6 separate regions of the Homo sapiens genome follow, and regions 1, 2, 4, 5 and 6 are each linked to region 3. Evidence: chromatin loops called from intact Hi-C (ENCODE). Cell type or tissue: IMR-90. All regions are shown on one strand.

Region 1 (5,000 bases), 200 kb after region 3:
TGTGAATGATTCTGAGGTAGGAGAAGGTTCTGATGTACGGGAAGTTGTTATCCCTCAGGAAGAGAATGTAGACATCTTTCATGGGAAAAACAGAAGAGTGAAGGAAATCCATACAGCTGATATTAAAGGGCTATACTTAGTTTCACATTTAGGGATTTGCGGGGGGAGATCACTTCGCAGTGTGCAATAGTGCAGCCATAGTAATTGAGAAGTGGTGATAGTGCATTCAGACAGAAAAAGAGCAGAAGTTGAGCTCCTCCATGCATGTTCTGTCTAAGCTCCCATGTGGCCCAGAAGGCATTTAGAAATTCCCAGGGGGGTAGGGAAAGAAGATGAGTTTGGAAATTTCAGACCTATTATTGGGCTTCTACAGAAAGGGGCAGTGTGACCTTAGGACAGAAACAAAGGTTCAGGGCCTAGACAGAAGCCACACTGAGAATATGGCCAAGATCATGGTGGGCTGAGTCAGGAAGGGGACACTATGCTCTGAGCTTACTGAAAAGAACAGACCACTAGATTCACCAACTCTTGACTTCAGAAGTGGGTGTCAGCAGGCACCAGCAAGCAGAAAGGAAAATGCCATTGTGTTGCAAGGGCGAGAGGGCACTCAGAACATAGGACAGTATCTTGCACATGGCTCCAAGGGCCTTGCCCCCTTCTGCCATGATTATGTATAAGGATTCCCATATCCAAGTACCATCTGGAGTTGGAACTTAATATAAGGTGTCATTACTTTAAGAAAATGGTTACGTCTTAAAAGTAACCATGCCTTACATTGTTTTAAATAAAGAAAGAATTGGTTATAATTTCTTTGCGCTTTACTTGATTAAAAGCTAAACAAATGTGACATTTTACCTTTCAATTTAAGCAGTGTTAGTTTTCTAACCTTGGAATTTAAAAAAAAATTCAATTTAAATTCAAACTGCTCATTACAGAAAGTTAAGAATGATCTTCTCTAGCACAGTAGTCAGTATTTTATCATTATTATGCCTATCTTACATGGTAATGAAAGTTGTCGAGCTTGTGAAATAGGATATAATGACTAGGGATATTAAAATTGATCATATTTCTCAAATTCATTAACAATTAGATTCTTGACAATGCCTTTAATTATTTTCCTTCTGTAGCATGTTGGCTTGGGTAGTTTTTACATCATGGAGGGCATAAAATGTTTTAACATGTTTCAGGAGAAAGTGGTTTGCTTGTAATTTGTATCTTCCTCCATGTGTACAACTTTAATTTTGACATGGATATGGTCCAAAGATACATGAGAAGGGTGGACAAATGATTCACTTTTAGAGGTTTATAAGACTACTCCTTAGTTCACTGGAAAAACTCATTTGCTAAATGGACCCTCACTGCTCTGTGAGATGTTTACTTTGCTCTTATGTAAGTTCAGACTGCTTCGTTCTTCTAGCATTAACTTAGTTTTGGCTATTTCTTCTTATCCCTTTTCATGGTATATAAATGCTCAGCAGACACTTAAAATCATGTGAAAGACAAACCAAACTACTTTTATTTTAAAGCTAATTTTCTGAGTGTAATTTTCTTATCTGTGAAATAAGAGTTGCACCATAGAAAAATATTTTTTTAAAAAAATGAATGAAGCAAATCTGATCACTTTAATCTCTTTGTTGTTTAAGGTTAACATTCCCCTAAACACCCTGAAATGTAAAAGAAATTTTAAACAAATTGAGGGTACTCTCTATATTTCCTTAATTAGTATATTTTTGGAAAGAGTATGCTGTATACTGTTTTTGTTCAAAATCTTTTCCTCAGATAAATAATAGGGACATTGAATAGAAATAAAATGATGCAGAGGGTAAAAGGCTATTGTGAGACTTTGCTTTCTTTCAACAATTAATATATATGTTTTCACATTCAGTTGCGTTTGGTGATTACAACAGAGAATTCCTTGAAAATCGCAGAAAGATCAGTACCTGTCACATGCTAAATGTGGTATAAATTATGCCAGCTGCGTTTCTAGGCGCCAACACCAGACGGCGCTAAAACACTGCAGTTAGTTGCCTGCCTGCCAGTCGAGGTGATGTTCACACTTCGTTCTACGCACAACGCGTGTTCTGTACATATTGCTAAACTGAGGGATGGGCAGAGAAGGGCAAACTGTAACTACAGTTTATTTTAGCTCATGTTTAAATACAGGATATACTCTGTTTTCCTTCTGTACAGGAGAGGGAACTCTTCACAGGTGAGCTCAAGAATGCATTTCATTACCCTTTGTCTCTTGTTCTTGTTGGCAAAAATCAGTGGTTAGGTGCCTGAGTGTGAGCAAAGAAATAACTGGCTATATCCGTCTAAATTAATCACTAGTAAGGAAAATTAGGGAAGTTACAGGAAGTAAAGACCCTCAGGCAAAGGCTCAGGGATAATTTAGAAAGAACTAGAAGGGTGCATGGTGGGAGTGTAGTGAAGAAGCAAACTTGATTTTTGAAAACCCAGAAAAATATAAGAACTAGTTTTCTTCTTTTTCCCTGATGCTATTGCCTTTCAAAACGATGAAATAGTAAATGGTAAATTTTGAGATTGCATGTTATAGTCAATGCAAAAGTTTTTAAGAAAAGCAGATATACTTGCTGCTTCTTGAGTTAGAATATAGAATGAGAGATCTAACACAGCAGTGGCTGTGTTATAGATAGAAAATGTGATGGAAAGCAGTTGCAAAGCTGGGCATAATTCCATAAAATTTTTCTTTTTTTAAGATATATTTGCTAGTAAGGCAGTATACACACAACAGAGCACTTCAGTTTCAAATTATGTTAAAACATCTATGAAGTAGTCAGCAGTATCATAGATTTTTTGCTTCTGCCATTCAATGAGGCCCTGTCATTGACAGAGCTTGGTGACTACCAATTGTTGATGTTGATGGGCTATGCTGGGGCTCTCAGGAGAGCTGGGGTCTCTGTTCTCTGAGGTTTTCTAAAATTCTGAGATCATATGGTTTCATAACAATGAAAATCACTTGATAGCAGCAATGGAGTTGTCGTTATGAATACCGATTTGTTTAACTGTTAGTTGTGAACACCTAGGAATGAATTTGCTTCTTAATGGCCATATTATATTGGACATTCTCAGAAAAAAAGGTTTTTAATGAAGAAAATAAAAACCAAATTTCAAAATATACTACAATTATATTTTCTATTCATTAGACAAAATAAGAGAAAATGAAAAAACCATAAATTGATGACTTTAAAACTAAAAATAGGTTATTTATTCTTAAACAAGAATTTATTTCTTCTTTAAGAAATATAATAGCTGAGAACCTCAAAAGAAACCTACACCTAAGGAATGATGTGAAGTAATAGGTACCTATGACTTCTAAACTTATTGTGTATGAATTTATTCACATCTATCATCATTTATACAAAAAACACTTAAAATTTCACAATCTCTCCTGTTCCCACAATTTATAACAGAAAAAAATGAGGAAAACAATTAATAGGAAAAATTACTGTTAGACAATACAATACAATACAATACAATACAATACAATACAATACAATACAATACAATGCAATGCAATGCAATACAGTACAATGCATGCTTCTGCAAATTTTGTAGAGAACATATGTGATGACAGCACAGCAGTTAACTTTTGTTAAGATTAAAACAGTCGTGGTGCGGTGGCTCACACCTGTAATCCCGGCACTTTGGGAGGCCGAGGTGGGTGGATCACCTGAGGTCAGGAGTTCGAGACCAGCCTGGCCAACATGGTGAAACCTCATCTCTACTCAAAACACAAAAATCAGCCAGATGTGGTGGTGGGCGCCTGTAATTCCAGCTACTCGAGAGGCTGAGGCAGGAGAATTGCTTGAAACCGGGAGACCGAGGTTGCAGTGAGGCCAAGATTGTGTAACTGCACTCCAGACTGGGTGACAGAGAAAGACTCTGTCTCGGAAAAAAAAAAAAAAGATTAAAACAACACAATTGTGATTTTGCGATTTGATAGTGAAGAGAGATTTTCAAATTTATTCCTCAGTTTTTTCTGAAAATGAAAATGTTGTATAACCACTTAACAATTTACCTATTTTCAGGAAATAATATTCGATAAAACGTTATACCATCACTGATAGGAAGGAAAAAAAGCATTCTTAATTTGTTTTTTGTTAGTTGACTTGTTTTTTTTTGGCGGGGGGCACAATTTCTTATGACAAGACTTTGAAAAGATCAAGATCTTCAAGATGGCTTCAAACTTATCAACTTGTAGGTATTCTTGTAAATATAAAGAGAAATGTGAAAGTAATATGCTTCAATAATCAAATTAAATTAGCACAATTGCAATTTTTGTTTGAATCAAGATGGCTTAATAGTTTTATGAGGCTACACATTATGGAGAATATATTTTACTCTCCTAAGCCAAGAGAAAACTTCAGGACCAACTAAAGTGTACCCAAATATGCATTTATCATATTTTATTTGTCTATATTACTCTTCAATATAATGGTTTTATGATGTAGAATATCTTGATATTTTATACCTTTATCAGAACCTTTATACATGAACACAAACTGTATACCTACATCTTTAGATTTTGGTACTAAGACAAAGGGGTCAGTTACAAGTGTCTGAGAGTTGTTTGGTTGGTAAAACTTCTAGAAGATAGTGAGTTCTGAGAAAATCATGGTAACAGAAAGTAAAACTTGCACATGTGGTGTTGTGAAGAAAGAAATTGAAATGGCAGTTACCACTTAGGTAAAAGGCTAATAAACCCGATTTTAGAAGACATGAATATCTGCATTTTAGGATTCTTTTCTTGGTTTGAATAAGTGATTCGAGAATCCCAACTGGACTGTCAGAATGGATGTTAACTAAATAGAAAAGGATTCTTGAGAAAAAATGGATAATGTAACACACAGTACAAATTTGAAAAACAACAAACATTTGTGATGAAATGCAAAGAAACTGGAGCTCCTGGCTGGGCGCAGTGGCTCACGCCTGTAATCCCAGCACTTTGGGAGGCTGAGGTGGGTGGATCACCTGAG
Region 2 (5,000 bases), 1.1 Mb after region 3:
TTCCCTACACCTCCTACTCTGGCTAGAACTGCCGAGGTATGCTCAGAAGAGACTTCTGGGTTGATGTTGTGTTTATGCCTTCCTAGAATACGTGACTGGAAAAACAAGCAGACTGGCATCAAGGAATTAGCTATAAATCCAGGTTCGTTCGTTTGTTTGAAGAGAAACAACAAATAGAGGGCCGGGCGCGGTGGCTCAAGCCTGTAAGTCCCAGCACTTTGGGAGGCTGAGGTGGGTGGATCGCTTGAGGCCAGAAGTTTAAGACCAGCCTGGGCAACATGGTGAAACCCTGTCTCTACTAAAAATACAGAAAAGTTAGCCGGGTATGGTGGCGCAGGCCTGTAATCCCAGCTATTCACGAAGCTGAAGAACAAGAATTGCTTGACCCTGGGAGGCAGAGGTTGCAGTGAGCCAAGATCGCGCCACTGCACTCCAGCCAACAGTGAGACTTTGAAAACAAAAAAAAAAAAGAAAGAGAGAGAGAGAGAGAAAGAAAGAAGGAAGAAAGAACGAAAAAGAAAGAGAAAAGAAAAAGAAGAAAGAAAAGAAAGAAAGAAAAAGAAAAGGAAAGAAAAGGAAGAGAGAAGAAAGAAAGAAAGAAAGAAAGAAAGAAAGAAAGAAAGAAAGAAAGAAAGGAAAGAAAGAAAGAAAGAAAGAAAGAAAGAAAGAAAGAAAGAAAGAGAAATAGTGTTCAGGTTGTGGTTACACAGGTCAGGACCAATGAAATTCTGTATTTATCCATGCATTTCAACAGCAACATCCACTCAGAAAAGCCCCCTCACACTGTCATGGGGGAAGAGGCTGCAGACTAGGTCAAATCCATCAGTCTGACATGGCACCAAGCAGATCATAAACCTAAGATGTTAAGGCCTAAATTATCCTTTGCTTGATGATACTTGATTCTCAAAAGTGATTTTTTAATGCTTTGTCTTTAAATGCAGGTATTGTGAATACCTGATCTGATAATTAAAATATTGTCCCCATTGCACCTGTGCACACATAATTTTTATTTTTGTTTCTATTTATTTTATTTTTGAGACCAGGTCTTGTTCTGTCACCCAGACTGCAATGCAGTAACCTGATTATAGCTCACTGTAGCCCCGAACTCCTGGGCTCAAAGGATACTCCTGCCTCAGCCTCTCACGTAGCTGGGACCTGGGACTACAGGCATGTTCCACCACACCTAGCTATTTTTTTTTTTTTTTTTAAAGAGACAGGGTCTCATTATGTTGACCAGTCTGGTCTCAAACTCTTGGCTTCAAGCAATCCTCCCGCCTCAGCCTCCCAAAGTGCTAGAATTGCAAACATGAGCCACAGCTCCCAGCACTTGATTTCTTAAAAGCCAGAAATTTCTTGCTTTTCCCCTCATAAAGATGAATTATCTTTCCTATGGTGAACATACCTTGAAGTCAAATTCAAGTTACGGGGTGTGAAAAAGGACTTTCATGCTTCTAGCTAAAACGTGGAATTCCTGGGATTTCTGGGAGGTGTTGCTGGTCCACGGGGACTCAGCAGGATATTTGAAAGGGAGATTTGCAGTAAGCAGGATAGTGTTCAGTCCTAATCACTGGAACCTGTGTAGACGTAACAAAGGGGAATTTAGGCTGCAAATCAACTGACCTTCAAATAGATTCACCTGGATTATCCAGGTGAGCCTGTTGTAATCACAAGGTTGCTTAAAAGAGCCCCGGCCAGGACCGGTGGCTTACGCCTGTAATCCCGGCACTTTGGGAGGCCGAGGCGGGCAGATCTCCTGAGGTCAGGAGTTCAAGACCAGCCTGCCCAACACGGCGAAGTCCCGTCTCTACTGAAAATACGAAAAATTAGCCAGGAGTGATGACGGGTGCCTGTAATCCCAGCTACTCAGGAGGCTGAGGCAGGACAATCACTTGAACCCGGGAGGCGGAGGTTGCAGTGAGCCAAGATCACGCCACTGCACTCCAGCCTGCGCGACAGAGTGAAACTCTATCTCAAAAAAAAAAAAAAAAAGCCCCAGGAGGAGGCGAGGAGAGAAGGAAGGCACCAGGTGCAAGTTGCTGACACCGAAGCTGGAGGAAGAAGCTCAGAGACAAGCGAAGTGGGGCACCTGTAGCCCAGGGAGTGGGCAAAGAAATGGATTCTCCCCCAGAGCCTCCACAAGGAGTGCAACCTTCCTCGAACTGTGAGTTCACAAATTTGTTGAAGCTGCTCTATTTGTGGTAATTTGTTATATCAGGAATAGGAAATAATATGAGATTGTTCCCGAAATCAGGAAACGCATGGTGCCTATACCTTTTACTAATACCTTTGGTCTAAAATAATTTTTCCTGCTTCCATGTAGGAGCCTAGAAATATTTGGTGGTGGCAGGACAAAGAAGACAGAAGGTGGAGCTTGGCTTGTGAGGTGAGACTTGGGAGAGAGTCAGGAACAAAATGAAAACTGTGTGTGTAGACAGCAGTCAAGGAGCATGAATCAGTTCAAATGCAGGCTGATTCCCTCTGATCAGTGGATCCAAAGAAAGGCAATTTATTAGGCTATTTCATTATTTTCTTTGTTCATTTTCAAATAAATATCTCATATGTTTTAAGCAGCTTGTGTACCACATTTTGTAACTTTTATAATATGCAAATTTTAAAAATTCTTTAAACAAAATGTGGGTGCCTAGAAATAATAAGTAATACAATGTGCAAGTCAAATTTAGTGGTCCAATGGCAATTTTTGAAAAATCTAAATATTATTGTATTAATAAACCTGTAACTTGAGAACCACTGGAAAAGACCACATCGATTATTGTTGAAACAGATTTCCAATATAATTAGATCTTTTATTTAAAAATAAAAACAAGTCTAGAAGCGATTTTGATGACTGCCACCAGAGGGCACTGTAACCTTGTTGTAGACGATCAAAACGCAGCCATTAAACACTTCCAGCCACATGTTTATTTCTTTGAGAAAGCAACACTGCAGGACAAAAATGAACACCAGTAGTATATTTCAACTTTTTTTTCATGTCATTTGCCTAGATATATTTTTTTCTTATTTTTATTTTTATCTTACAAGTCAACCTCAAAAACATAAAGCAGGAGAGAAATGAGCCATGCCTCTTTTTCAGTTTAGAGGGGTAGCTGACACAGGATGAGAGCACAGTAAAACTTAAGCTAAGATTTCCACATTAATATCTTGCCCCCAAACACCATGCAGTGCTAAAAGTCACATTCCCATCATGCAAGCACATTAAAATATATGGCGATTAAAACTCCTGGTTTCTATTTTACGGCATTTGCTCTTTCCACGAGGCACACTTCCCTTTTGGGCTAAAGGTTAAAAAAAAAAAATTCAAATACAATGAAGAATCCATTATTTTCAATGTTTTCTATGTGGTTCTGGGGTCATGTGGGAAAGAACTGAGATGTGCTGAAGAGGCAAGGGAATTGCTTCCTGCCCCACGACACAGAGAAACGTGTGTCTGCTCAATGCCTCATTCAAGGAGACGAGTGGCTTTCTGTGAGGAGAGAAATTATCCCCCTTCCACAGTCCATTTCATACAGGCTGCAAACATTTAGTTTCAGGGACTTTTATTTTCAATTATGTATTACAAAACCCTGGGCAGGGCAGTCATCTCCCAGTTCTAGGATTCAATTTCTCCTGTGAGGTATACAAAAGAAATTGGAAGAGAAATAAATTGGAAAACCACAATTGGATATCATATTCTTGTTAGACTGAAGAAGAAATGCCCCCTAAAACTATGTGGATATGGCAGCTTTTCTGTACTTAACATTACTCATTAAATCATGTATGTGGCTATATCAAAATACTGTCTTTCGGCCAGGTGTGGTGGCTCACACCTGTAATCCCAGCACTCTGGGAGGCAGAGGCAGGCAGATCACCTGAGGTCAGGAGTTTGAAACCAGCCTGGGCAACATGGTAAACCCCGGTCTCTACTAAAAATATAAAAATTAGCCGGGCGTAGTCCCAGCTACTCGGGAGGCTGAGGCAGGAGAATCACTTCAACCAGGGAGGCAGAGGTTGCAGTGAGCTAAAATCGTGCCACTGCACTCCAGCCTGGGCAACAGAGCAAGACTCTGTCTAAAAAAAGAAAAAAAAAAGTATTTCTTACTAAGAGATAATGTACCTATGAATTTAAACATGTCTTAAATTTGAATAGCACTTCTTTTCAAAAGACTTAAAAATATTTTTTCTTTGAATCTGTTTCATCTCTGTGACATTGTTTGTGACTGGAGTGCTACCTGAGTAAATTATCATGATTACATGAAAAGCAATTAAGAGAAGAAGGTCAAAGGACCAACCTCTAATCACTAAGTTTGGTCTCTAACATTTGACAGCACATGCCTCAAAAAGCAAACAAAATAAACACTCTCCATTTCTTTAAATATATGTTTTTCATCCAAGGATCACACAGCACCTCCCAAGTAGTCTAATGTACAGAAAGAAAAGAAAGGAAACACAGCATGATTAGGTGAAACCCCAATCCATAGACAGCCCGCCAGCAGGTTGAGGCAGGACCACTAGGAGGAGACTGTGCTCAAGCACAGAGAGGGCCCTTTAGGTTTCAAATGGAGAATTTAGCCAAACAGCCACCAGGGCCAGCCGTATGCTAAGCCCAGTGCAATGAAACACACGCTCCCAGTCAAACTTCTTGGTTTCCTAGTGGGCTATGTGCCAACAGCAACTTCACAAGGTAACAGGTGAAGCGAGGTGGGGGGCGGAGAGGAGGAAATGGGCAGAGAGCCGCTGGGAGTCCTGAGACTCAAGTTCCTGCTTCATCACTGGGGGCTCCGGGCCAGGCACTTCACTGTAATAATCCACAATCATCTCAGAGCATGGGGCAGCGGGAGGGGGCTGAAAACACACCAATTTGCAAACTACAAAGTGCTGTGTAAATGTAAGGCATGGGTTTCACATTGAAATCTGACTCCAAACACAATCTCTTTCTTACGCTTCCTGGAGTCTTTGTAATCCTATACTTTAGGAGTCTTTCTAGGCCTTTGATCCTATTCTGA
Region 3 (5,000 bases):
GTGCCCCCTCTCTATGGGGGTGGATTGTTTGTTTACAGGGGAGTGTGGACAGTGGAGTGAGAAAAAACATTACCTGCTGCCAATTATACAGTTTATCTACTGATCTGTCATCATGGATATGCGCAGGGTCTATTTTGGAAGACACTCTTCTATTGTAAGGAAAACAATTGGTTCTTAAGAAAAACTGTTAAAATGGTTGCAAAGAAGATAAAACTTACCAGTAGCCATGGTAACTCTGGGATAGAGGCTGGTCAGGAAAGCACATATATTTACAGAAAAATTAAACTGAAGAATCAATAAGATGCCTAAATTTAATACAGTGTGACATCAAGGCTCCAAGAGAGAACTACTGTCACTGGTAAAAGCAGTCTATTCAATATTGAAATAGTCTCACATTGTGATATCAATCTTTTCTTTTTATTTAACAGCTTCTACCTCAAAGTTCCTGGTGCAAAAATGAAATCAACATCCTTCAGGCTCTGAAAATGAATTGGTAGATTATTCTTTAAATACTTCATTTTCAGCATTCAAGATATCACAGTAAATACTAGAGGAGTTAGCAATACTTTAGTAATGTGTATGAAACACTGGTTCATGCAACATTCCCTGGTTGGACATAAAAGGTGAATAAGACAAAGGCTCTGCTACTGAGGAGCTCAGACGGGTAAATAAACATCACATGGCATTGTGATAAGAACTCGGACAGAACTGTGCATATGGGGTTTCTTAGACACCCTTGATGGTACCTGTGCTTTTGCATAAGAGAATTGAGAAAGGCTTCACAGAAGACGTAAAGATTAAATTGGGTTGAAAATGGGCAGTTGTTTGCCAGATGGAGACCTGGAAAAAGGGGATCTCATTCAGAGTGGGGATAAAATCATGCAGGGGCACAATACAAATGTAGAACAGAATGGACATATCAGATGTTGCAGGGCTGGAGCAGGAGAATAAAACAGGCAGCAAAGTATGTGTTATCCAAGAAAATGATGAGGTGGACTCCAAATGTAGAATATACCTCCTTTAGGATGGTTTAAGCTTTCCATGCTTTGTTTTCACCATTCATAATGGGGATAATGGCAATGAACTACTTCACAAGGATGTAAAACAAAAAATAAAAGCTTGTGACAAAAAGGCCCATTATTACAGATGCTTAGTTGAATGGAAGGGCAAGTTGGTTGCATATTAAAATTCCAATTCCAAGTTTACCAAAGAGCTTTTTATTTCCACCTGAGTAAATAGAGACTTCTCCTTTGTCATTATTACACAACACTTCCTCATCCATTACCTTGTCACTTCCTCCTCACAATAGTCCTTGAAGGTAAGCAGCAGAGTTGTTATTAGTCATTCTTGTTTTATTTACAAGGAAACAGTTATTGGGGTTGACTTACACAATACCCACAACTCAAAATTATTAGAACTAGGATTGGAATTCCCATCTTCTGACTTCCTGTCTCAGGCTCATTTTCACTCTGCAATGCCATTTCTCTTTACATAGAAGAGTTAATTGTGGTATTGCAAGTGTTTACACAAGTGATTTTTCTTAAGGTTTGGAAAAATAAACCTCCTAGTACAATCCAGTACATTGAGTATAAATGCCCTCTCTAAGTATCATCCCACAGCTATCACTCCATAGGAGCTGTTGCCCAGAGGTCTGAGTTTGCAGTAGAATTTGATGAAGAGTAACTTCTCAATTCCCTGGAATTTGAGATGAACAAAAAGGAGTTGTTATAGAAGGTTTTGACAGCAAAGTGTGAAAGAGGAAGGACAAAAGTAACACCGTTAATGACTGCAGACGGTGTTGCTATGGCTGAGGAGGGCCATCCTGGGAAGTATGACTTTCTTCCATTAGCAAAGATAACTTCAGGACAGGGCAACAAGGAAAGGAGAATAGAACTGATGTTTCACTTACAAAAGACTACCCACCCCCCAAAAAAACTAAAACCCCAAACCAAAAAGACACCAGAAGATGGGCTGGTAACCACATAATATACAACATTTCAGACACATAGAAACTCAATGTTAAACCTATGATTTGAACTTCACCTCTTTCATTTCTACATTTTTATAATAGAGTATGGTTTTGAGTGGGGTGTGTGGGGATGGGAACAGTGGTTAGAAATTTGTGTCTGGAAATGTTATAAAACACCTGCCTAAAAATACCCCATGTTGCCCCTCTAAAGGCTCACTCCACATTTTGTAATCATGTGCCGTGTGTCATGAAACAAGTATTTCATTTGGCTTAAGCTTTTGTTTCATGAACTTAAACTCAAGTAAAATAATCAGCTATCAAATATCTGTCCACTAGATGGCTGTGTTACCTTTATAAATACAATATTTTAACCAAGTCAGAATAAAGGAAAAACTGAAAAAAAGTTTCTGCGGGTAAATACCCTTATTTGAAAAAAAAAAAAAAAGTCTATTCATTCTCTTAAGGAGTTTTGATAATTATATCTTTCTAAGGAATCTAAAAGGAGTCATTCAGTTTTTCGGTGAGTGTAATAATCAAACTCGAAGAGGATAAACTTAATCTTGGGAGGTTTGCATAACTGCAACCATTTTTCCTTTTTGGTATTTACAAAATATTCTGAATAGATCCCGGCCCAAAGTCATTTGATTTGGGAATACTTTAGTCTTAAAAACAGGCAGGCATACTGTTATTAACATTGTCATTATCGTTTCCGATAAGAAGTCGTTTTGCATTCCACCGTCTCATGCTGGGATAATACAGAACTTAGGTCATACATTCTTAGAACAAATAAATTAGAAAAGGGTTTTAACTACCAATAGGTAGGAAATATTTTTAATTTACAATATTTTAAAAGAGCCATCCTGAGAATGGATTCTCCACACTATTTCAATTTCTGTTTGGGTGGTACGTGAACATTCATTTCTTCTTTTGACCCATGGAAACTGAAGACAAATTTCTTCATTCTCTGATTCTCTCTCTCAGTTGCCAATTTCTTTCTATATACGCATCTGTTTGAAAAGATGGGTATCAAAAATTCCATCTTTTTATCTATATTCAATTTTCATTTGAAACCCCAAGGCCTGGATTTCCTTCATGGACATATTGATTTGATTTGGAATGCCAACTTCATTTACCAAGTAATTACATGGTGAAAATAGAAATCTACACGGTACGTTTATGTTCAGTTAGATGACCAAAGCTTCTTATTTAGCATAAACAGAGTTTATTTTTCCTTAAAATTAAGAGAATTACAGGTCTGAATACAAAGATATACTTTACATAATACACGCCAGGCCAAGCATGGTGGCTCATGCTTGTAATCCCAGCACTTTGGGAGGCCAAGGTGGGCAGATCGCCTGAGCTCAGGAGTTCGAGACCACCCTGGGTAACATGGTGAAACCCTGTCTCTACTAAAATACAAAAAATTAGTCAGGCATAGTGGCGTGCGCCTGTAGCCCCAGCTACTCAGGAGGCTGAGGCACAGAAATCGCTTGAGCCCCAGAGGTGGAGGTTGCAGTGAGCTGAGATGGCACCACTGCACTCCAGCTTGGGCTACAGAGTGAGACTTCATCTCAAAATAAATAAATAAATAAATAAAAATAAAATAAAAATAAAAAATACATGCCAATCATCAGAATCTTCTATACCTCAGTTCTCACGTTGATTAAAATCCTATTTTAAGCTATTCCTTCAACCCACTGTAATTTTACCTATAATTTATAACTAAGTGAATGCCTTAATGGGAAAGCAAATATCTTAGATGTGAAAAGGCCAAATGGACTTCTATTTAGTTAGGAGCAATAATAGTGTGACTGTTATTAAAATGGCATGCGATCATTTGTGTCAAGTGCATTAATTCAATTGGAGCTCCAGTTTCTGACTTTAGAAGGCTGGGTCCCTATCATAAAAAGGAGAGTGAAAAAGTTAAAACCCTGTTAGTGAATATTCAGAAATATATCTGATAGCTGGCAGGACTGCTCATTCATCTACCCATTCATCCTTTCCCTCGCATTTTCCAGTTAGTGTGTGTGTGTGAATACGTATGGGATGAATGTGCGGGGCTTCCTTGAGAACAGACACCATGGAAGACAACAATCTTGATCTGTAGAGAAACAAAACCCTGCTATATAAAAGTTACAACACTCTGGGAATCCTGCAGCTGTGCAGTGCATGCTCCAGGGCTGCTCTGACGTATACCTGTGCCGATTAATGTGAGGGCTGGGAAGCGCGAAGTGATACAGACTGAAGAAACAGCATCCGCTACCTTAACTGACAACATGCAAACAGAACCTTGCCAAGCCTGCAATAGCCAGATCCTACACAGTCTGGTAAATTCCTCTGGGCCTGAGACTTGTAAAGGGACAGAAATAATACCTATCAATAAAGGATTACGCAGGGATTTGTGTACATGACTAATCGCATTTTACTGAGGAAGAAACCGAGGCTCAGAGGTAGTAAGTAACTTGCCAAAGGTTTCATAGTTACATGTGATAAAACTGGAATGTACTCAGGTCTGTAAAATTCCAGTGCCATGGGTCTTTCCTTATCCCATACAGCCTCTTGAAAGTCAGCTTTCCGAGGAAGACATGCCATTAGAATTTGCGTGTAATTGTCAAATATGGCAAGACTACCTCTAGAACGAAACACATGAAGTTACTGTTCCACTATTACGATGGAATTGGCAGTTAAATGGCTCTGTACTTTTAAATAATCTATATTGCTTTGGCTGCGAGCGGCGGCTGATGCCTATAATCCCAACAATTTGGGAGGCTGAGGCAGGCAGATCACTTGAGGTCAGGAGTTTGAGACTAGCCTGGCCAACATGGTGAAACCCTGTCTCCACTAAAAATACAAAAAAAAATTAGCCAGGTGTGGTGGTGCATGCCTGCAGTCCCAGCTACTCGGGAGGCTGAGGCAAGAGAATTGCTTGAACCTGGCAGGCAGAGGTTGCAGTGGGCCAAGATCGCACCACTGCACTGCAGCCTGGGTGACAGAGCAAGACTCTCTCACAAAAAAAAAAAAGTATATTGCT
Region 4 (5,000 bases), 99 kb after region 3:
CTCTCCTATGGTGGCTCTAAGTGCGGGTTTCAAAAGACTATAAAAACTAGTGAATAAATCCAGTCTCCCATGAGTGTGCTAATTACTGTTTTAGTTCATGTTAACAGAAGAAATGGCTTAACAACAGTAACAACTGGAGGAGGTCAAACTTCTCATTCATTTGTATTAAATCACCCTTCCATTAGATAGGAGTGCTATAATGCATATTTCTTGGATAATACTCTCACTACAGAAGACTTCGGAAACAAGTACAATGTACTTTAAATGTTTCACGGTTTGCAAATTATTTCGTACACGCAGCGTCTGGCAGTTGTGAATCGAGGAGGAAAGCATTATTTTCCACTACACTAATAAAAATCAATTCTCACGTCTTCAATTAAATGATTTTCAGAAGGGTTCATCACCCGGAAAACCAGTATGTATGAACGCCGGAAATGCAGATGGCACCCAGCCTCAGAACTGCTTATTCTAGATGGGAACCAAACTAAGATTTCTCTTTATTATTTGTGAAAGCCATCCCACGCTGGAGAGAATCTCGCCGTAAAACAATTTAAGAAAAGAAAGAAATAACTCTGAAGAGTGTGAAGTTCTCCAGACAAATCTTATAGTGAATCTTTTGAAAGAAGCATTTATGGAAAGGTCAGGGGAGGTCAGGAGAGTTATGCCAGGAGCCAGGGTCAATCGTCCCCGGGCGACAGGGGTTCTCCCACGTGAACCGACGTCCCGGGCTCCGGGCGAGGCGCAGGGCTCAGGGCGCAGGGCGGGTCCCGTACGCAGGGCGGGCGCGCGGGCATCTTTGTGGCCAGGCGACCCCGGCTCGCTCTCCCGGAGCCCAGGGACTCCCGAGGCTGGCGCGGGCTGCCCGCGACAAGGTGCCAGCAGCCTCGGGCTCGCGAGGAGCAGCTCCCACCCGCGGCTTCCGAGTCCAGCTCTGTCCCTCCGCCATCCCCTAGTCCTCCGGCATTTATTCAGGGAGACAGGGAGGCAGAGAGAAGAGGAGAAAGCGGCCGTGTCTGCACCCAGCCTCTGCCGCAGCACTCGATGAGGGACAGCAGGGAGGCTGGCGGGGAGGCAGAGATTAAACTATGATTCCATCGATCACGGAAAGACCACCATCACCTACAGCAAAGGAGGCTCCGATGCGCCCACCCGGGCAGCGACTCGCGGTTGGTGGGCGTTCCTCGTCCTCGCCCCCTCGGTGGCTGTGGAATCCACCCCGCGCCGCACACGCCAGGACTCCCTTTCCTTTGACTAAGGGGAGGGGAAGGAACAAAAGAGACCCCCCACCCCCTATACATACATACACATACACACACACACACACACACACACACCCCTCCGGTATTTTACTGCTGGTCAAAGGATTCATTTTCGCAACCTCTTCTTCGAACACCTTCCCCACCTGAGCAGTGCATTTTCCCAAAGGTAAAGAGAGATAAGGGAGGAAACACAGCACCCAAGGTGATCAGTCGATTGGACACTGTTGATGGCACATTCTCCTCGTTCCCAACCAACCGCACAAAACCCGCAACACCTCGCGTCCCCGCGGGGTCTCCCGCGCCCCTGGCCCGGCCCTCCCGGCCGCCCCCAGCAGGCGCCCCGCTCTCCGCGGGAACTCTGGGACCTGGCCGAGCGTTCCCCGGCGGGCAGGACACTCGCCCGGTTCCCTGCAGCAGCTGAGGGCGGCGAGCGGACCGCGTCCAGGCAGCGACGCGGGATTCAACTTCCCGGACCCGCGGCGCGGCCCCCGCTCCCGCTCAGGGCGCCGCGGCCACAGCTGAGACCCCAGCGCCGCGCAGCCGCCCCCGCCGGGGCATGGGCGGTCGCGCTCTCCGCCCCCTCCTTCCTTCACCTCCCCCCTACCTTGAAAAAAATCCATCCATTGGTGCAAAGCAGACATTTTGATGTCATTTACTTAGCACCGCTTGTTTTGGAGGCAGCGTCTTACCCGGTCGCCTGGAGGTGTGGGCAGCGCGCCGATGGGTCCGGGGGAGCGGGGCTGGGCGGCTCGGTCCTCTAGCGGAGCCGGTTTGCTGCCATCCGCCCAACTTCAGCACCCAGCGGGCGAGGAGAGAGGGAGAGCGGCGAGGATGCAGAGGAGGGGGAGGGGGAGGAGGGAGCGGTGGGCGGGGAGGGAGCGAGAGCCGCTCGGCAGCGCGCATGCGCCTCGCGGGCCGGCGCAGCCCCTCGCCCGGCGCGGCCGGAGGGGCAGCTTCCCAGCCCCTGCGCGCGGCCGCGAGAGTCCCGGCCCCGCCCCCTCCCCGGGCGGCCCCCGGCCCCGCCCGACCTCGCGCGCTCGCCTGGGCGCGGCGCCCACCGTGCGGAGGGGCTCGGCCGGGACTCTCGGCTTCGGTGACGCCCGTCCGGAGCTTCGCGGGAGGCCCGGAGTCCCGAGAGCTTCCCTGGGTGACAGCGGCTCTCCGCCCGGGCCCCTGCAACTCCACTCGCCCGTAGCCCGCGCGCTGCTGTCCTGGGCTGCGCGGGAGCCTTGCACCCAGGAGCCGGCCTGCCAGGCACAGCAGCCTGCCTGCTCCGGGTCCCGGAGGAAGCATTCCCTGCGTGGGGGTTCAAGGAAGTGTGAAGTTAAGCAAGTTTTGCTTCCCGAAGGACTTTATGAAGCGTCCTTTACTTTATTGACTTCCTCGCCCAGAAAGAGGACCTTTTCTCCTAAGAATCAGTGCAGGTGCTCTCTGGCCTAGCCCATGCCAGCTGCCTCAGGCGCCCGGACCACTCGCTGGAGCAGAGTTTTGAGTGAGAAAAGCCGATGACAAGGCAAGAGTGGAGAATTATTAACGGAGGTGCTGATGCTTGGGGCCTAGAGCATCCTTAGGGGACAGCTTGGTAGTTACCAGGTCTGATAATCGTTCTGTGCCCAAGTGGAGCCCAGCTTGGTAGGGAAGGAGCTTGGGATACTTAATGCAACCCGAGCGCTAGATTGCATCTCCAATGATTAGACTAAAGTGTTTGTGCGGAGGAAGTGGAGAAGCAGTGTCTTGCTCTTCAGATACCACATCTGTGGGAAGAGGAGGGAGTTCCTGCAGGAGTGAATGGGCTTTTTTTTCTTACACCTAATTAAAACAGATTACTTGTAAATCTGTGTGAGTTCCCCTTCCTTGTGTGTTCATGTAAGCAAGCGTTGTGTTATTTCAGCCTACTGAACTCTCCTGTGCCTCCATCCTCATAGACTCACGGGTACTTGGGTTAAATATGTCTCAGGGCCTCCTCCAGGGCCTCCCATGGCTTTGAGTACTAGTGCTCTTCAAAGTGTCTTCATTTTTGTTGGATTTCACAGAAGTATTTGTCTTTGTCTTCCAGGCTGCTATAACAAAATACCATAGACTGGATGGCTTATAAACAACAGAAACTGATTTCTTACAGTTCTGGAGACTGGGAAGTCCAAGATCAAGATGTAGGCAGATACCTTATTTGGTGAGGGCCCAATTCCGAGCTCATGAACTGCTGACTCCTTGCTGTGTCTTCACGTGGTGGAAGTGAGCAAGGGAGCTCTCTGGGGTCTCTTTTATAAGGACACTAGTCCCATTCATGAGGGCTCCACCCTCATGACCTAACCACCTTCCAAGGGTTCCACCTCTTTATATCATCATCTTGAGGGTTAGAATGCGAACATACGAATTTTGGAGAGACAAACACGGCTAGTCCACTGCAGTATTGATTCGCGGTGGATAAAGATAAAAGTTCTTCACCAAAAATGATTTGAGCAGCGTTGAATCCTATATAACTTTCAGATTTATGTCTTCAGTCCTGTCCTGGCCTCACACAGAACTCTTATGTCCTTCACTACCTTTACATCTCCACTTGAGGAATAATTGTCGTAGCTGGTATTTATTGAACAATTACTACATGCTAGGTACAGATCTAAATTCTCCTCATATTTCGTATTCGTTGTTCACAACAACCCTACAAGGTAGATACTATTATTATCATGGTTAACAGGCATCTCAGAAGCGGAACTCCGGATATCCACCCCCTCCAAACCTGTTCCTCCTCAAATTGTTCTACTCTGTTGTTCATTCCAAAAATTTAGAAGTCATCCTCGTTTTGTTGCTTTCTTTCATCCCCGCACTCAATTAATTAGTCATGTTTTCTTCACCTCCAAAATATATTTCCAAGGTATCTACTTTGCTCCCTCTCTACTGCCATAACCTTAGTCCAAGCTATTGTCATCTCTCACCTGGGCAACCACAAAAGCCCCTATTCTGTCTGCTCATTTCTATCCTCCACAACCCCGAACAACACCCTCCTAATGAGAGGTGACAGCGTGCCGGCAGTCCTCACAGCCCTCGCTCGCTCTGGGCGCCTCCTCTGCCTGGACTCCCGCTTTGGCGGCACTTGAGGAGCCCTTCAGCCCACCGCTGCACTGTGGGAGCCCCTTTCTGGGCTGGCCAAGGCCAGAGCCGGCTCCCTCAGCTTGCAAGGAGGTGTGGAGGGGGAGGCGCGAGCGGGAACCGGGGCTGCGCGCGGCGCTTGCGGGCCAGCTGGAGTTCCGGGTGGGCGTGGGCTTGGCGGGCCCCGCACTCGGAGCAGCCGGCAGGCCCTGCCGACCCCGGGCAATGAGGGGTTTAGCACCCGGGCCAGCGGCTGCGGAGGGTGTACTGGGTCACCCAGCAGTGCCAGCCCACCGGCGCTGCGCTCGATTTCTCACCGGGCCTTAGCTGCCTTCCCGCGGGGCAGGGCTCGGGATCTGCAGCCTGCCATGCCTGAGCCTCCCACCCCCTCCATGGGCTCCCCTGCGGCCGGAGCCTCCCCGACGAGCGCCACCCCCTGCTCCACGGCACCCAGTCCCATCGACCACCCAGGGGTTGAGGAGTGTAGGCGCAGGGCGCGGGACTGGCAGGCAGCTCCACCTGCAGCCCCAGTACGGGATCCACTGGGTGAAGCCAGCTGGGCTCCTGAGTCTGCTGGGGACGTGGAGAACCTTTATGTCTAGCTCAGGGATTGTAATACACCAATCGGCGCTCTGTATCTAGCTCAAGGTTTGT
Region 5 (5,000 bases), 280 kb after region 3:
GAAGAAAATACCATTTAGAAACGAGCTAATTTACAGAGCAGAACCCATTAAAGGCTAAGGAATTAGAAGCTCTATAAGCCTCAGGATGTGGAGGCAAGAGCTGGGGTGAACACTGGGAGGTTAATTGTGTGTCTCCATAAGAAGCCCTTAGACCCTTTAGAAGAAATTCTTCTTCATCTGTGCTTAATAAAACTACCCCTGTGACATTTATTCAATGCATAACTAGAACTAGAGGGAATAATGACAGAAGGAAGGGTAGGAACTAAGGTATCTTATTAGAAACAGAAATTAGATAGAAGTTTATGTACTTTATACCCCCTTCCACTGTTTCACTTTCTAAGAATGTTGAAAATTCTTTGTAAAAGTTTAGTGGCTCAAAGAAAATACCTACAGACATTGCTTTTTGGAAGAAGCCAAGTGTAACATTTGGTTCTTGCCCAGTTTCCTTTGGTTAAGCCCACTAGTTGACCACCTCTTGCTCCAGTACACAGAGATTTTTAACTGGCTTTGTAGTGCCTAATGAATAAAGAAAGTAACTCTTAAGGAAAAAAAGGTAATTCATGGAAAAGAAAGCATCAAAGAAGTGATAATATCTTCCAAGAGAAGAAAAAATCTAGGCACCCACAAAACAACCACTAGATGCTTTTTCCTGGAAAACAGACAAAGAAAGATCTCATAAGTGTCGCCCCTCCCCCTTATTCCTATGAATGTAGAAAAAAATCAAGTTGGTGAAATTTTTTAGAAAGAACAGGCAAATATATAAAAACTGCAGAAAAAAAGACAAGACAATTAGAGGATCATTGCAGGAGAGTCCAACATCCAAACAATAGAAGTTCCAGGAAAAGAAAACAGAATTTTTCTCAGAAAAATTCAGAACCTTCTATACCTATCAGAACCTTCATCAGAGCCTTCTATACCCACCACCATTGAAGAGTAGGCCCCTACCATGCCGAGAGTAACAAATGACCTCCTGAGGAGTTTAAACTCCATCATTAGCCTTCAATACAGAAACTGTGCACTGATGTTTCAGCTCACCCTTCCAGCAACCCACAAGTAAAAGTGGGGATCTTATACTCTCATCAGCAGGGGTCAACAAGGTATCATAGAGTGGGACTAAACAGCTTCTGTAGATCTCATTATTTCCATGAACGAGTGTCAACAAAGGAATCCAGACACCTGTTCTTTCCTTTACCCCAACATCCAAAGCTTCACCACTATCATCTTCCTTGAATCCACAGTGACTTATAAATATTATTACACCTTTTCTTCCTTTTAATGTTAATCATCTCTCATCTTTTACACTAATTTTCACAAAGGTCAACTATCCTCTGTTCTACTCCTTTTCTCCATTCTTTCAAAAATTCTGAAAGCTTTTTCACGATTTCATCTAGATATTATGGCTCATCATTATCAAATGTTATGTATGCTCTTCTCTGATTACAATATGCTCTTCCTCTGTAATTATTTCACCTTCTTGCTCTAACAGAATTCTGAGTGTTCTGACTACTCCACCTTCTTTGCAGCCCTCTTAAGTGGTAACTTTTATATTCTACCCAAGGGCATGTGTTGAGGAAATGTCCTTATTATTCCTCCTTGCTGTTTTCAAACCATTCTCCTTCCCTCCTCCCTAAAATCCTCTGTCTTTGAATATCATCTCATTAGATTGTATCCTCAACATGATTATCATCTAAGAGGGTCCTTGTCTCATTCTCACTGATTCCTTGATGATCCACATTTTTATTCCCTGTCACTCTTTCTGACATTACTTCTGATTTTCTTCCTGTTGATTTTAAGATACACATGGATAATATTTCTAACACATTGGCCTTTTTCTTTCTAAGACTCCTCTGCTTCAGTAATGTTACCCTTCGCCCTCCCTCAGTCATAACTCTGGTGGTCGTATTCTAGGATTTTTCATTGTCAATAACTGCAACCCCTCCATAATTTCAGTTTTATACATTTCTTGCTGACTGCCTCCACTAACATTTCACCTGACTTCATCTGACACTTTAACAGTCTTTCAACCCTACCAGGACCTCCAATTCTTAGGTCCTCCCTCATTTTTATTCCCTAACATTCTATTTTTTTTTCTTTATTCATCTGAAATTCCATGGTCAATCACTGCAGTCACCCTTGACTCTCTCAATCCCATTCTTCTCCCTGGTTCTTGTCGGGTAAAATCTCAAAAATGACTATGTCAGACTTTCTGCCTATACCATGCCTGCCCCTATGAATGTAGCTGGAGTTAAATTCACAGCTTTATTATTCTCGTTTTAAATCAGAACCAAAAACTTCAACCTGTTTTTAAAACTGACCAGTCATCATACCATATGCTCAGGAATCATACTGTATTACTGTAGTATACTTCATGCATTCTCCCACTCTCCCAAAAGATATTTCACATTTTTTTCTCTGCCTTCTGAACTTCTAACGTCTCTTCCTCTATCTCTCCTCTCAGCTGATCACTGTACCTCCTACTTTCCTTTAAAATTTGAAGTACTGGAAGAAAATTGCTACACATTGTCATCTCCACATCTATCTGCAACCTATGTTAGTAATCCTATATTCTGTTTTAACCCATTCCACAGCTTTATTAAGCACCTCTGAATAAGCTAGGGCATAGAGACGCAAACATGAATCCAGCATGGTTCTTGCCTTCACAGAGTGCGTGGTCTCAATATCTGGTCCAGCAGCCTTCAGGGAAGGTAGAATTCAATTGTCTTTCCTCTGGGGAAAAGACAACTTTATTACCTCTGCCCTGTTATTTACTGAAGGTTTAGAACTAGCAAACTCCTCTTTCAACTTTTATCCACCTGACAGCAGAGTGGAGAATTAAACAGCACATAATTATTCAAATTAGCAAGTATTAAATTCAGCTTATAATAATAAAGAAAAAGAGCATGGCACTGCTGATTACTGCAAATGATTAAGACTTCTGAGTAAGCGATGAGTGCTTGTACTTAAGGGCCGGCTGGTCCCATGGTGATGGCACAGTGCCATCTGCTGGAGTGCCAGTCCTGGCTCAAAATGTGATCCAACCAGAGAACGTGCTTCAAGAGTTGTGTAATTGGACTGACAATTCTGTTTCTGAAATCATGTCTAATTACAAAACTACTCAAAGATTTAACCTTCCTCAAGTCAGAAAAGAGGTTCAATCTGAGAGAAGAGACACAGTGTCCTGATATGAATCATAATGAATGTATAATTTTGAGAGCTAAAAGGGACTTTTGAGATCAGCTGGACCAAACTATTCAATCATTTTATAGATGAGAAGAGTGGGGTCCAGATGTCACATATGACTTCTCAAAGGTGATATTATAAGCATGGGATGGTGCTGGATCTAGAACTCTTAAATCAGTTATCCTTCTTCCACATGTATATTTTGTTCCTTATTTTCTACACTCAGCCGGCTGTTTTCTGTTAGGTGCTATATTATGTATTATCTAAATTATATTTATATTTCTTAGTATTTATTTATTTATAATTTTTATTTTACTTTAAGTTCTGTGATACAGGTGCAGAACATGCAGGTTTGTTACATTGGTATACGTGTGCCATGGTGGTTTGCTGCACCCATCAACCCATCATCTAAGTTTTAAGCCCCACATGCATTAACTATTTGTCCTGATGTGCTCCCTCCCCTCCCCACCACTGACAGACCCCAGTGTGTATTGTTCCCCTCCCTGTGTCCATGTGTTCTCAAATAAGTATGTATATTAAAAACTTAACTTCTTTATAAATGGATACGAGAGGTGTTCTAATTCAATTTCAGTTTTCATTTTACTGATGACAGTTACCTAAGGAAACGTTCACATTTCCTGACTCCTAGCCAGTGCTCTTTCTCCTATTTCAGTGTTGTTTTAAAAGACTATCTCAAACACAGACATGGCTGGTTAATTACAAAACAAAATAAAACGAACAAAAAGCCAACTAAATTGCATACCTTGAATTTCTGACAGCTTATAATAGCATTATTTTTAGTTTTTAAATAAAAATTATTATAGTTCTGAAAAGCTGTGCTCTCTCACAAAAGCCAGAATATTATAAATTTAGTTCTCCATTAATGCCTGGAAAAATTACTTCTTGCTGGTGCCAAAACCATGCTATAGTGACATTAAATGACAAACAGATGTTTTTGTATTGTGTTGTTCAAGAACCATGTTAATGAGATGAATATACTTGGAAATTTGGAAATATGCAATCAGATATGTTTCTATCTTACTAGATCTTACTTGTAAATGGGTTTGTGGAAATAAATTCAGATGCTATTTGAAAAGATGTGTCTCATGAGGTAATAAATATTTCTCTAGTAGAAAAGCAATATGGAAGGAGAAAAAATACATTAAAGTAATGTTTTTCCCAGCCAATAATTTGTAAAACATATATTCTTATTATATACCTTTCATAGGCAAACAAATCTAATTTTAAAACTAGTGATATGAATTTGTTTATTGGACAAGTGTTATTTAATTCCTATCACATGTTGGGCATCTGCCCACAATGCTAGGTGCTGCCATCACACAAATAAAAGAGCCCAAGAACTCACGGTGTAGGGATATAACACCGTGTCAACCAAAAAAAATCATTTGATGTTTTAAGATAATAGAAAAATCCTTCCTCATCCTGGATAAGAATCCTCTCCTGGTTTTCCTTCTGCATATCTCTGTTTTACTAAAGATATCTTTCATGAAATAGGCTGGCTCTAAACCTCCAGGACATGTTTGAGACACAAAAGGAACATAAAACGACTTTCCATTTTTCATTCAATATTTGCATATATTCATCTATCATTTATTTTTACAATTATCAGGGATTTATGATGGTTGCTTTCTCTAGATCAATCTGGACATAAGTAATCTTTGTAATCGTTAGCTTTTCTTCCACTATTACAGCTATTTATATCTCTTGTAACACTCTTTCAAGAATCAATGTGGTACAGTATGCTACTCATTTTATTAACAAATTAGAGCCTCTATGAATACTTTATGATGCCAGTTTCG
Region 6 (5,000 bases), 480 kb after region 3:
AGTACAAAAATCACTTGACAAAGACTGTGATAAGTTGGATATAGATGCTATCAAACCTAAATTATCCATTTAAAACACACACTAAAATGTGTTAGCTAATAGGCAATAAAGAACATACAATGCATTTCTAAAAAATTACTCAGTAAAATAAAGCAAATATAAATTTAAAAAGAGGAAAAATATTAGATGAAACAAGTAGAAAACGAATGGCAAGTTCTACCAAGTTAATAAACTTATTAAAGGCAAATGCTCTAAACATTACAGTTTAAAGACACAGAGAGATTGGATTTAGAAAACTAAGGTCCCAGGGTACATACTGCTTATCAGAAGCCCAAATTAAATGTAACAAACCAAATATGCTAAACAATAGAAGAAATAAATGAAGTAAATGAAACAAGTTCAGTCACACTAACAATAGTCAGAAATGAGAATTTATAAATACCACTCAAAACAGTATCAAAACTATGACATGCCCAGGAAAATGTTTGGAAAAATATGTATAAGACCAACACACTTAAAACTACATAACATTTTTGAGATAAATAAATTGCCAGATATACTGTGTTTGCAAATCAGAAGGCTCAAGATTGTGAAAATGTCAATCTTTTCAAAATGACCTATTAATTTAATGTAATTCTAACCAAAATCTCAGTGCATTTTTTGTAGACATTTACACACTCTTTCAAAGATGTATATGGCAATGTAAAGGTTTTACAATAGCTAAAACACCTTTGAAAAAGAACTAAATGAAAGAACTCACAGCATCTAATTTTAGGGCTTATTGTAAATCTTCAGTAATCAAGATTGTGGAATTGGTGTCAAGACACACAATTAACCAATGAACAGAAAGGAGAATCCTGAAATAGACCCATAAATATATAGTCAATTAATGCTTGACACAAGCATTATGGTAAAGTCATAAGTCAAAGGGGAAATAATACAATCTTCTCAACAACTATTGCTGAAACTATTGGGTACCCTTATGCAAAAAAACAAAAACTTCAATCCTTATTTCATGCCACATATAAAAATTATTTGAGATGTATCATGACCTAAATGTAAGAGCTACAACTATCAAACTTCTAGAAGAAAACATCCGGAAAAAATATTTTTTACCTACGGCTTGGTAAGACATCTTTAAAATGACAAAAAAAAAAAAGCACAAATGCAAAAGGACCATTTAAAAAAATAAGTACATTAAAAAAAAAAAGAATTGGATTTCATTAAAGTTACACACTTTTGTTTCTCCAAGAACACTGTTAAGAAAATGAAAGAGGAAGCCAAGCCAATGAGAAGTATTTGGAAAACATATATCTAAAAATTATTTTTACCTAGAATGCATAAAGCCATGCTATAACCCAGCAATAAGAGAGACAACCTAGAAAAATAAACAAAAGATTTGTAAAAACTCTTCACCAAGTAAGAAACGCAGATGGTAGGTAATTAAACACATAAAAATATGCTCAGCATCATTAGTCTTTAGGGAAATGCAAATGCAAATCACAATAAGGTACGGCTGCACATCCACTAGAATGATTTAATTAACAAGGCTATTAATACCTGGTGTTAAATATTGAAGATGGAGCACCTGCAACTCTCATACATAACTGGTGAGGTGAGAAAATGGTACAATTACTTTGGAAACACGTTTGTCAGCTACTTAGACAGTTGTATACCCACAGTATGATCCAACTGTTCTACTCCTAGGTGTTTTTTCAAGAGAAACAAACCAAACCAACAACAACAAAAAACCCCCAAAACAAAAAATGTCATTTCCTCAAAAACCTAGGTGTAAATGTTTGTGGTGGCTTTTTTTTCATAATTGTTAGAAATTTAAAAATAACCCAAATATCCCTTGACCAGAGAATGAGTAAGTGAACTGTGGTACTTATAAAATAGAATAATAACAGAAACAAAAAAAGAATGAATAGGTCAGGCACGATGGCTCACGTCTGTAATCCCAGCAGTTTAGGAGGCCGAGGAGGGTGGATCAGCTGAGGTCAGGAGTTCGAGGCCAGCCTGGCCAACATGGTGAAATACCGTCTCTACTAAAAATACAAAAATTAGCCATGCATGGTGTTGCACACCTGTAATCCCAGCTACTCAGAAAGGTGAGGCAGGAGAATGGCTTGAACCTGGGAGGCAGGGGTTGCAGTGACCGGAAATGGGGTGATTGTACTTCAGCCTGGGTGACAGAGTGAGACTGCATCTCAAAAAAAAAAAAAAAAAAAAAAAGAATGAGTAATTGATACACACAATGTAGTTGAATGTCAACATGTATTAGGCTAAATGAAATAGCCAGACTCAAAGGACTGCATACCCTATGATCCTATTTATATGCCATTTTGGCAAGTGCAAAACTATATGAAGACAAAGAAGATTAGTGGTTGCCAGGATTTGAGGGCAGAGGGAAAGGTTAACTACAAAATTACACAGGGGAATTTTGGGGAATAATATAGTCCTTCCACATCCTGAGCTGGTGGTTACATAACTGTGTGTATCTTGCACAATTCACAGAACTTTGCTTTAAGAAAGCAAAGATTTTTACTGTATGTAATGTATACCTTAAAGAGATAATGAAAAATAGCCTATAAACCACATCTGGGTCATTTTGTATCTGAATTGATCAAATATGTAGTGATCCTTGGTCAATCAGTCATGGTTATGCATAAAAGACTAGTCTGATTATTATAGATAGCTATGCAGAAAGATTTTCTCTTGTTGGTCATATTGACAGGTCTTTTTCTTCTCTCTGAGATTTGTGCACTGGACAGAGTATAGATCGCTGGCTTAAATTAGGGCATGAAACAGGAAGCAGTCAGACTTCCTCTTCTCTTATAAAATTATAAAGGAAGAAGAGTTTCACTCTTGGGCACCTAATCCCAAGCAGGAGGTCTGGCCCTCCTCTGGTTGATTGTGGTACTACAATTTTATCTTTTTGCACAAAGTGGGAGAGGAGAATGAAGTAGGTGATGTTCTCCTTGAGACAGTCCTTTGCTCACCTATTTAGATTCTGGCAAAATCCTCCAACTGCACTGCTGCCCTGGCTGCCTTCTCTCACGCAATTCCTGGGCTATGGTTTTCTCTACTGTCACCCTTTTTTTTTTTTGAGACGGAGTTTCGCTCTGTGTAATGGCACAATGTCGACTCACTGCAACCTCTGCTTCCCGGGTTCAAGTGATTCTCCTGCCTCAGCCTCCCGAGTAGCTGGGATTACAGGCGTCTGCCACCACGCCCGGCTAATTTTTGTATTTTTAGTAAAGCCGGGGTTTCACCACGTTGGTCAGGCTGGTCCGGAACTCCTGACCTCAGGTGATCCGCCCGCCTCGGCCTCCCAAAGTATTGGGATTACAGGAGTGAGCCACTGCGCCTGGCCTACTCTCTTTCTTATGATCCCCACTTCATTCTGCAGAAGTTCCATCAAAATCTGAAATCTAGCCATGTGTATGTCTTCTTCTTAATACTTTTACAGCTTTGTTCTAAAGTGGCCTTCTTTATTCTTTCATTTTAATATTTGGGGAAGAAGTTTGCCCACTTGAAGCAGTATTTAGAACACATGTTTTTGTTTTTGTTTAAATCTTATTTTTCTTAAAAGTGGAGTCAGTTTATAAAAACTAATTTTAATATGCATGGTATATTTCTTTTTATTTTTATTCATAATATTCTCTTTTGTAAATAGCACGAAAGTGGAAATTTTCATCCCCAATAGTAAAACTAAACATGTAAGGTAATCTTTCAAATTGTGTATCTGGGTTCTCCAGAAGGACAGAACTAATAAGATATATGTATATATGAAAGTGAGTTTATTAAGGAGCATTGACTACACAAGGTGAAATCCCATGATAGATCATCTGCAAGCTGAGGAGCAAGAAAACCAGTAGTGGCTCAGTCCAAGTCCTAAAGCCTCAAAAGTAGGGAAGCTGACAGTGCAGTCTTTAGTATGTGGCTGAAGGCCTGAGAGCCCCCGACAAATCACTCATGTAAGTCCAGGAGTCCAAAGGTCGAAGAACCTGGAGTCTAATGTTCAAGGGCAGGAAGCATCCAGCAGGGGAGAAAGATGAAAGCCAGAAGACTCAGCAAGTCAACTTCTTCCACCTTCTTCTGCCTGCTTTTTCTAACTGTGCTGGTAGCTGATTGGATGGTGCCCATCCACATTGAGGGTCGGTCTTCCTCTCCCATTCCACTGACTCAAATGTTAATCTCCTCTGCAACACCCTCACAGACACACCCAGAAACAATACTTTGCATCCTTCAATTCAATCAAGTTGACACTTAATATTGACCATTACAAATTGTCTTTTCCCTTTTTATTACTTAATGTTTGCAAACTCATTACTTTCACCCTTTTAAATTTATGCAATTTATCTCTTTATACAACCTTCATGACCCATTTTTTCAAATTCCATGTATTCTTGCAAGTTCCTCTTTCTCTTAATTTTTAGATGTCTCTAGCTTGTTTCTTTTAAATGTTGTTTTTTTCATCTAATTTCTTTTTATTTTCTTAAATTTTTGTGGGTACACAGTAGGTGTATAGATTTATGGGGTACCTGAAATGTTTATACAGGCATGAAATGCAACATAAGCACATCATGGAAAATGGAGTTTCCATTCCCTCAAGCTTTTATCCTTTGAGTTACAATCCAATTACATTCTTTTATTTTAAAATGTACAATTAAGTTATTATTGACTGTAGTCACCCTATTATGCTATCAAATGGTAGGTCTTATTCATTTAAAAAAATTTTTTTTGCACCCATTATCCATCCCCACCTGCTCTCCAGCCCCCCACTACACTTCCCAACTTCTGGTAACTACCCTTTTACTTTCTATGTCCATGGGTTCAATTCGTTTGATTTTTAGATCCCACAAATAAGTGAGAACATGTGATGTTTGTCTTTCTGTGCCTGGCTTATTTCACTTAATGTAATAATCTCCAGTTCCATCCATGTCGTAGAAAATGACAGGATCTCATTCTTTTTATGGCTGAATAGTACTCCATTG

What was found. Hi-C counts contacts between places; a loop is a spot of excess contacts. Peaks named below come from ENCODE experiments on the same cell type or tissue, not always from the same donor. Only the 100,000 strongest peaks of a DNase experiment are listed, where the experiment ranks them.
Region 1: a loop joins it to region 3, with 2.6 times the contacts of the local background. A loop is called at or near these places in 14 of 110 quality-filtered maps.
Region 2: it touches region 3 in a loop (4-fold over the local background); 3 of 110 quality-filtered maps call a loop at or near these places.
Region 4: it touches region 3 in a loop (6-fold over the local background); 2 of 110 quality-filtered maps call a loop at or near these places.
Region 5: it touches region 3 in a loop (9-fold over the local background); 22 of 110 quality-filtered maps call a loop at or near these places.
Region 6: it touches region 3 in a loop (24-fold over the local background); 62 of 110 quality-filtered maps call a loop at or near these places.

The regions. Positions count from the first base shown.
Region 1 is chr6:153,229,228-153,234,227 of GRCh38, forward strand. No RefSeq gene overlaps it. Among named protein-coding and RNA genes, the nearest start is that of RGS17, 100 kb to the left of the region's middle. In IMR-90, a CTCF peak has its summit at 1,989 (motif pointing right); no DNase peak of the experiment used is centred here.
Region 2 is chr6:154,151,713-154,156,712 of GRCh38, forward strand. It overlaps IPCEF1 (interaction protein for cytohesin exchange factors 1), which reads right to left. Exons shown (of 12, transcript NM_001130700.2): 12 at 2,784-5,000. It also overlaps a transcript of OPRM1 not described here. Among named protein-coding and RNA genes, the nearest start is that of OPRM1, 110 kb to the left of the region's middle. In IMR-90, CTCF peaks have their summits at 2,858 (motif pointing right) and 4,504; a DNase peak (open chromatin) is centred at 2,879.
Region 3 is chr6:153,030,176-153,035,175 of GRCh38, forward strand. All of the region lies in intron 2 of RGS17 (regulator of G protein signaling 17), which reads right to left. Among named protein-coding and RNA genes, the nearest start is that of MTRF1L, 30 kb to the left of the region's middle. In IMR-90, a CTCF peak has its summit at 2,294 (motif pointing right); DNase peaks (open chromatin) are centred at 1,476 and 2,276; H3K27ac peaks cover 223 bases.
Region 4 is chr6:153,129,176-153,134,175 of GRCh38, forward strand. It overlaps RGS17 (regulator of G protein signaling 17), which reads right to left and starts at 2,107. Exons shown (of 5, transcript NM_012419.5): 1 at 1,949-2,107. RefSeq lists a silencer at 1,989-2,038. In IMR-90, no CTCF peak of the experiment used is centred here; a DNase peak (open chromatin) is centred at 2,076; H3K4me3 peaks cover 2,340 bases; H3K27ac peaks cover 1,643 bases; H3K27me3 peaks cover 212 bases.
Region 5 is chr6:153,309,830-153,314,829 of GRCh38, forward strand. The region is part of intron 5 of LOC105378066 (a long non-coding RNA gene); the gene reads right to left. Among named protein-coding and RNA genes, the nearest start is that of RGS17, 180 kb to the left of the region's middle. In IMR-90, a CTCF peak has its summit at 3,001 (motif pointing left); no DNase peak of the experiment used is centred here.
Region 6 is chr6:153,509,409-153,514,408 of GRCh38, forward strand. No RefSeq gene overlaps it. Among named protein-coding and RNA genes, the nearest start is that of RGS17, 380 kb to the left of the region's middle. In IMR-90, a CTCF peak has its summit at 2,907; no DNase peak of the experiment used is centred here.